Linked DNA regions of Homo sapiens: region 2 is linked to region 1. Evidence: chromatin loops called from intact Hi-C (ENCODE). Cell type or tissue: Caco-2. All regions are shown on one strand. Links, peaks and the distances in the headings refer to the core of each region. The heading gives the core; the rest is flanking DNA. Region 1 overlaps CACNA1A (calcium voltage-gated channel subunit alpha1 A). Region 2 has its middle 12 kb from the start of IER2.

Region 1 (2,903 bases), core at 122-2,621:
CTGTAGCCTGGAACTCCTGGGCTCGAGCAATCCTCCTGCCTCAGCCTCCCAAGTAGCTGGGACTACAGGTGTGTGGCACTATGCCCAGTTAATTAAAAACAATTTTTTTGTAGAGACGGGGTCTCACTATGTTGCCCAGGCTGGTCTCAAACTCCTGGGCTAAAGCGATCCTCCCACCTCGGCCTCCCAAAATGCTAGGATTACAGGCACGAGTCACTGCACCTGGCCCTATTCCCCTTTATTCTTGAATTTTATCTTTTTCCAGCATCCTCTATAATTTGTTTCCTGATTATTCGTCTTCCCCATGGGGATGTTAGCTTCCAAAGTGCTTAAAATGTCTCTTTTCTCTATTTCCTGGTGCATCCTCGTTTTTCAGCCCTGCCTGGCATGCTGTAGGTGCTCAATACACCTCCACAAGAGGAGCTTGCAGTGAGCCGAGATGGCGCCACTGCACTCCAGCCTGGGCAACAGAGAGAGACTCCATCTAAAAAAAAAAAAAAAAAAGGGCTGGGCACGGTGGCTCACGCCTGTAATCCCAGCACTTTGGGAGGCCGAGGCGGGCGGATCACGAGGTCAGGAGATCGAGACCATCCTGGCTAACATGGTGAAACCCCGACTCTACTAAAAATACAAAAAAATTATCTGGGCGTGGTGGCGGGCGCCTGTAGTCCCAGCTACTCGGGAGGCTGAGGCAGGAGAATGGCGTGAACCCGGGAGGCGGAGCTTGCAGTGAGCCGAGATCGCGCCACTGTACTCCAGCCTGGGGAACAGAGCGAGACTCCATCTCCAAAAAAAAAAAAAAAAAAAAAAAAAGCCCCCCCAAAAAACCTACACTGAACGAGTGAAGGAACTTTTGTGTGCAGCCAAGATGATGAACCAAAGAATCAAGCCTCACGGTCTGTAAGCCTGTTTTCTTATTTGTCGGATAGGGCTGCCAAGAATCCCTTCCTCACAGGGTGGTCAGGAAGATTCAGAGATAATGCCTGGAAAATGACCTTGATGACTATGTCCCAGGGCCCTCTGCTTCTGCCCTGCTAGGATTCCTGGGCCCCCCACGACACCCATTTCCAGCCTCACGGGAAAAGAAGGATAAGAGCACATCTGGCCACCCCCACACCAGAAAAGGAGGAGGAGGGCACGCCCCCTATCGGAAGAGAAGGCCGGCACGTCCCCTACCGGAAGAGAAGGGCACGCCCCCTACCGGAAAAGAAGGGTGAGGGCGCGCCCCTGCCAGAAGAGAAGGAGGAGGGCACGTCTTGCATTGGAAGAGGAGGGTACATCCTCTATGGGAACAGAAGGATGAAGGCAGGCACCCCACCCCACGGAAACAGAATTATCAGAGCAGGTCCCCTTCTCACCGGAAGAGAAGCATGAGGGCCTGGAAGAAGGTCCGGAAGTTATTGTGCTCAGTGATTTGGAACTCATCTTCATCACTGTCCTCGTCCTCCACGTCGATGCCAATGTTACCAAACACCTGTGGAATTGGAGGGTGACGACCAGGGGCTGCCATTCCTCCAGTGGCTTCTGGGAAACCCAGCTCAACCTCCATGGCTGCTTCTGTGAACCAGGCTCCTCTGACCCACCCCTTTCTAAGGGTGGCTGCCCTCCTTGGGAGGCTCTGGGAACCTTAGGGACACGACACTCACCTGCATCCCAATGATGGCATAGATGAAGAAGAGCATGGCGATCAGCAGACAGACATAAGGCAGGGCCTGGTGGGAAAAAAGGCAATGAAGAAGAGTGCTGGGGGTCCCTCAGCCGCACTGTCTTCCTCCCTTGTCCCAGTGCTCTGCCCCACTGGGTTGGGTGGCCATATGCCACGTGCCAGAGTCCTTCCAGGGCTGGTGGGCATCTCTGGGGGCTCTAGGATGAGGCCCTTACAGCTCTGAAGACACACCAGGGACAGGAAGTTTGACAACAGCCTTGGAGATAACAGATTCTCTGCACGACTACATCACAGAGGCACTTCCAATCTGACTTCTACATTCAGCCAGAGCATGAGGGTCACCTGTCTTCTCAGCCCTGGGCCAGCAGCAGGGACGAGGACTCACCTTGAAGGACTGCACAAAGGTCCAGAGAAGAATGCGGATGGTGTAACCCTGACGGAGAAGTTTGATGAGCCGGGCAGCTCGGAAGAGGCGGAGAAAGCTCAGGTTGATGAAGTTATTCTGGGGAGATGGAGGAAGAGGGGTGACCATCCACCCACCCCAAAAGGCTCAGAGCTGTCACCACTCACAGAGGCCCCTACATGAAGCCAACCAACAGGAAAAAAGCAAGCCAGACCCCAAATAAGGAGGGAGAGAGAAAGCACTATTAATGCAATGATGCAGAGGAAAAACTCGAAAAAGGAATAATGTTGGGAGAGAGAGGGTGGGAGGGAGGAAAAGGCATCAACTCAAAAGCATAAGCCCTCCCTGCCAGCCCCACCCACAATGGGGAAAAGAAAAGAAAAAGAAAGGAGGAAAAAGGAACGGGGATGGGGAAGAAATAACAAAAGAACAAGAAAAAGAAAATATATCCGAATCATCCAATCAGGAAAAAAATCGAGATGGTTTTTGTTTCTCCCAACAACCAAATGCACTGAGACGAAAGGACACAAGCCGGTCAAGTTGCGGAATCTATCATACGTGTACGATGCACAAACACCAGGGCGGGGGTGGGGGTGGAGGTCGCCAGCACAGTCAGGCCTGGTGGACATGTGCGGGTTCCGAGGGCATGTTACGCTCCGGGCCAGAAATGCATCTGTCACGGGACTCACCGGGCACCCTGCCCTGCCCTGCCCTGCCGAGCTGCCCACCCGCTCCTGCCCGCCCTGACCTCACCCCACGGCCAAGAGGAGCAGCGGCTCGAGCCAATTGGGAGAAGCGGAAGAGCATCTTTTCTTACCCCCTTGGCGAGCGGGA
Region 2 (2,903 bases), core at 188-2,687, 72 kb before region 1:
CGCCCAGACTGGAGTGTAGTGGCATGATCCAAGGCTCACTGCAGCCTCAAAGTCTAGTGCTTAAGGGATCCTCCCATCTCAGCTTCCAGCATAGCTGAGACCCCAGGCACACACCACGATGCCTGGCTAATTTTTTATTTTTTTTGTAGAGATGGAATTTCCATGTTGCCCAGGCTGGTGTTTTTTATTTATTTATTTAACCAGTCTCTGATGGGAGGCAAGACCCCTATATTTGACACTCGGATCAAGAGCTACTTTATTTAAAACATTTGGCCAGGCATGGTGGCTCACGCCTGTAATGCCAACACTTTGGGAGACCGAGGCAGGAGGATCACGAGGTCAGGAGTTCAAGACCAACTTGGCCAATAAGGTGAAACCCCATCTCTACTAAAAATACAAAAATTAGCCAGGCATGGTAACACGCGCCTGTAGTCCCAGCTACTCCAGAGGCTGAGGCAGGAGAATCGCTGGAACCTTGGAGGAGAAGGTTTCAGTGAGCCGAGATGGCACCACTGCACTCCAGCTGGGCGACAGAGTAAGACTCTGTCTCAAGAAAAATAAAGAGACCAGGCGCAGTGGCTCACACCTGTAATCCCAGCACTTTGGGAAGCCAAGGTGGGCGGATCACAAGTTCAGGAGCTCGAGACCAGCCTGGCCAATATGGTGAAACCTCATCTCTACTAAAAATACAAAAATTAGCCGGGCGTGGTGGCAGGAGCCTGTATCCCACCTCTTGGGAGGCTGAGGCAGGAGAATCGCTTGAACCCGGGAGGCGGAGGTTGCAGTGAGCCAAGGTCAAGCCACTTCACTTTAGCCTGGGCGACAGAGCAAGACTTCATCTCAAAAAATAATAATAAAATAAATTTTTGCGGGGCTGGGAGTGGTGGTTCATGCCTGTAATCCCAGCATTTTTGGAGGCTGAGGTGGGCGGATCACTTGAGGTCAGGAGTTTGAGACCAGCCTGGCCAACATAGTGAAACCCCATCTCTACTAAAAATACAAAAATTAGCCAGGCGTGGTGGCGCGCACCTGTAGTTCCAGCTGCTCGGAAGGGTGAGATGGGAGAATCGTTTGAACCCGGGGCCGGGGGGCTGAGGTTGCAGTGAGCTGAGATAGCGCCAATGCACTCCAGCCTGGGTGACAGTGAGACTCAGTCTCAAAAAAAAAAAAATTTTTTTTTGTTAATACTTATCACAAGTGCAATTTTACCTTTGTAGAATTAAACCGTTGTTTCTGAGTTAGTTTCCTCTTGTAGCCTACTGCCTCCAAGTCTAGCAGATGGTTAAGCGGTTTTTGTGAATGAATGATGCCTTTGCAACCTTCGTTTGAGATCTGTCCTCTTAACGTCCACTGTGTATATATGAGGAAACAGGCCCACAGAGTTTCGCTCTGCAAGACAGCAAGTAAAGGACAGCTCTAGTCGGGTCCTCTATCCCGAAGCCTCCTCCCCACTCTGCCCTGCCCTGCCGTGCAGGACCCAAAGGAAGGGCGCCCCAGTTCAGCCTCTGTAGATCTGGGAAAGGGCCGGGCCACAGGTCGGGACCAATCCAGAAGCAGCACCCAGACCGGTTTACCCGGTTCCAGGACCTTGGGCGAAGTCCACCCGCCCGAGGGCAGGGACGACGCAGGCCACGCCGCGGCCCAGTTGCTAGCCAGGCAGGGTGGGGATTTGATCTTGCCAAGGAAATGTGAGCGGGAGGCCGAGCGTTGGAGGTGGGTAAGTCGTCACTATGCAGGGCGGAGCCATCCTGTGTCTATCACGCCCAAGGGCGGTGCATGCAAATTGACTCCCGCATTTGGCTTTTCCCCGGGCTCCGTCTCCGCGCGCTGCAACCCGCGACTTCCAAGAACTCCCCGCGTAGTCAGCTGCCCGGGCCACGCCCCCTTTCCGGACCCGCCCTGCCCGCCCCAGGGAGGCGGGGGCGGAGCTTGCGGCCCAGCGGGAAGGCGGAGGCGGGGGTCGCGCCCAGGTCCCGGGGGCGTCAGAGGCAATGGGAAGTCGTGGCTTCTGCACCGCCCTTGGGGGTTCGGCTCCCAATCAGGGAAAAAGGGCCGAGAGAATGAAAGAGTAATGAGACTTGCGAGTTTGAGGCTCACACTACTCTCTTTGGGTTGGGGGTTGCTGAAGCCTCCACGTGTATTCAGGGAGCCCCGAACCTCACACCTCTGTCCAGGGGAGCTCAGAACCCGCCGTGTTCTGGAAAGCCTACACCTTCCCCGGTTTTTTAGTGTCTAGGGGAGCCCACAACCCTCACAGCCGTGTCTAGTAGCGCTCAGATCCACACACCTGTGTTTGGGGGAGCCCAGATCTTCTCTACCTGTGTCCAGATGAGTTCAGAGCCCCGACGTTTGTCCAGGAAAGCCCACCTCTGTCCAGAAGCGCTCTGACCAGGACCTTTCCTGTTTCCTGAGGCTCAGCCTAGGGGGTCATCCCACCCAGGTCTGTGTTAAGGGGAGCTTGTGTCTCCCCAAACATGTCCAAGTGAGCTGAGCTCAGGAGCTGAGGCCTCCCCATATCGTGCTCCCCGCCTGGCCCTTTGGTGAATCCCTTTCTCAGAAGAAACCCTCAGGGGCCCTAGCCCTGCTGCCCTTCCCTGCACTGTCTTCGAGCCTCCTGGCCCAATTGGCCCCTCCCCCAGTACACTGTTGAGTCTTAGTTAAGACATAATCCCAGCATTCACTGTCCCCCATCCCCCAGCTCTCCCGCACCTCGGCGGCTGGCCGGGCCCCCGGGAGTGCCGTCATCCCAGCCGGCTGGCCACCCGACTGGCACCAATTAATTTCCTCCTCGGCCTGTCCACCCAGGGCCTCGGCCTGTCTGGTTGCCAGCTGCTCACCCTCAGCCAGCCCGCCCCCTCGGGCTCCCAGGGAATTGCCAACAGTTCTCCTCCTTCCTGCAACCC

Evidence for each region. Peaks named below come from ENCODE experiments on the same cell type or tissue, not always from the same donor. Only the 100,000 strongest peaks of a DNase experiment are listed, where the experiment ranks them.
Region 2: it touches region 1 in a loop (2.6-fold over the local background); 9 of 110 quality-filtered maps call a loop at or near these places.

The regions. Positions count from the first base shown.
Region 1 is chr19:13,233,563-13,236,465 of GRCh38, forward strand. It overlaps CACNA1A (calcium voltage-gated channel subunit alpha1 A), which reads right to left. Exons shown (of 47, transcript NM_001127222.2): 32 at 2,052-2,168; 33 at 1,647-1,712; 34 at 1,359-1,474. Among named protein-coding and RNA genes, the nearest start is that of IER2, 85 kb to the left of the region's middle. RefSeq lists a silencer at 1,090-1,139. In Caco-2, for the core only: a CTCF peak has its summit at 1,173 (motif pointing left); a DNase peak (open chromatin) is centred at 1,169.
Region 2 is chr19:13,161,273-13,164,175 of GRCh38, forward strand. No RefSeq gene overlaps it. Among named protein-coding and RNA genes, the nearest start is that of IER2, 12 kb to the left of the region's middle. RefSeq lists a silencer at 1,654-2,053 and an enhancer at 2,324-2,413. In Caco-2, for the core only: no CTCF peak of the experiment used is centred there; DNase peaks (open chromatin) are centred at 1,689 and 2,639; H3K4me3 peaks cover 1,636 bases.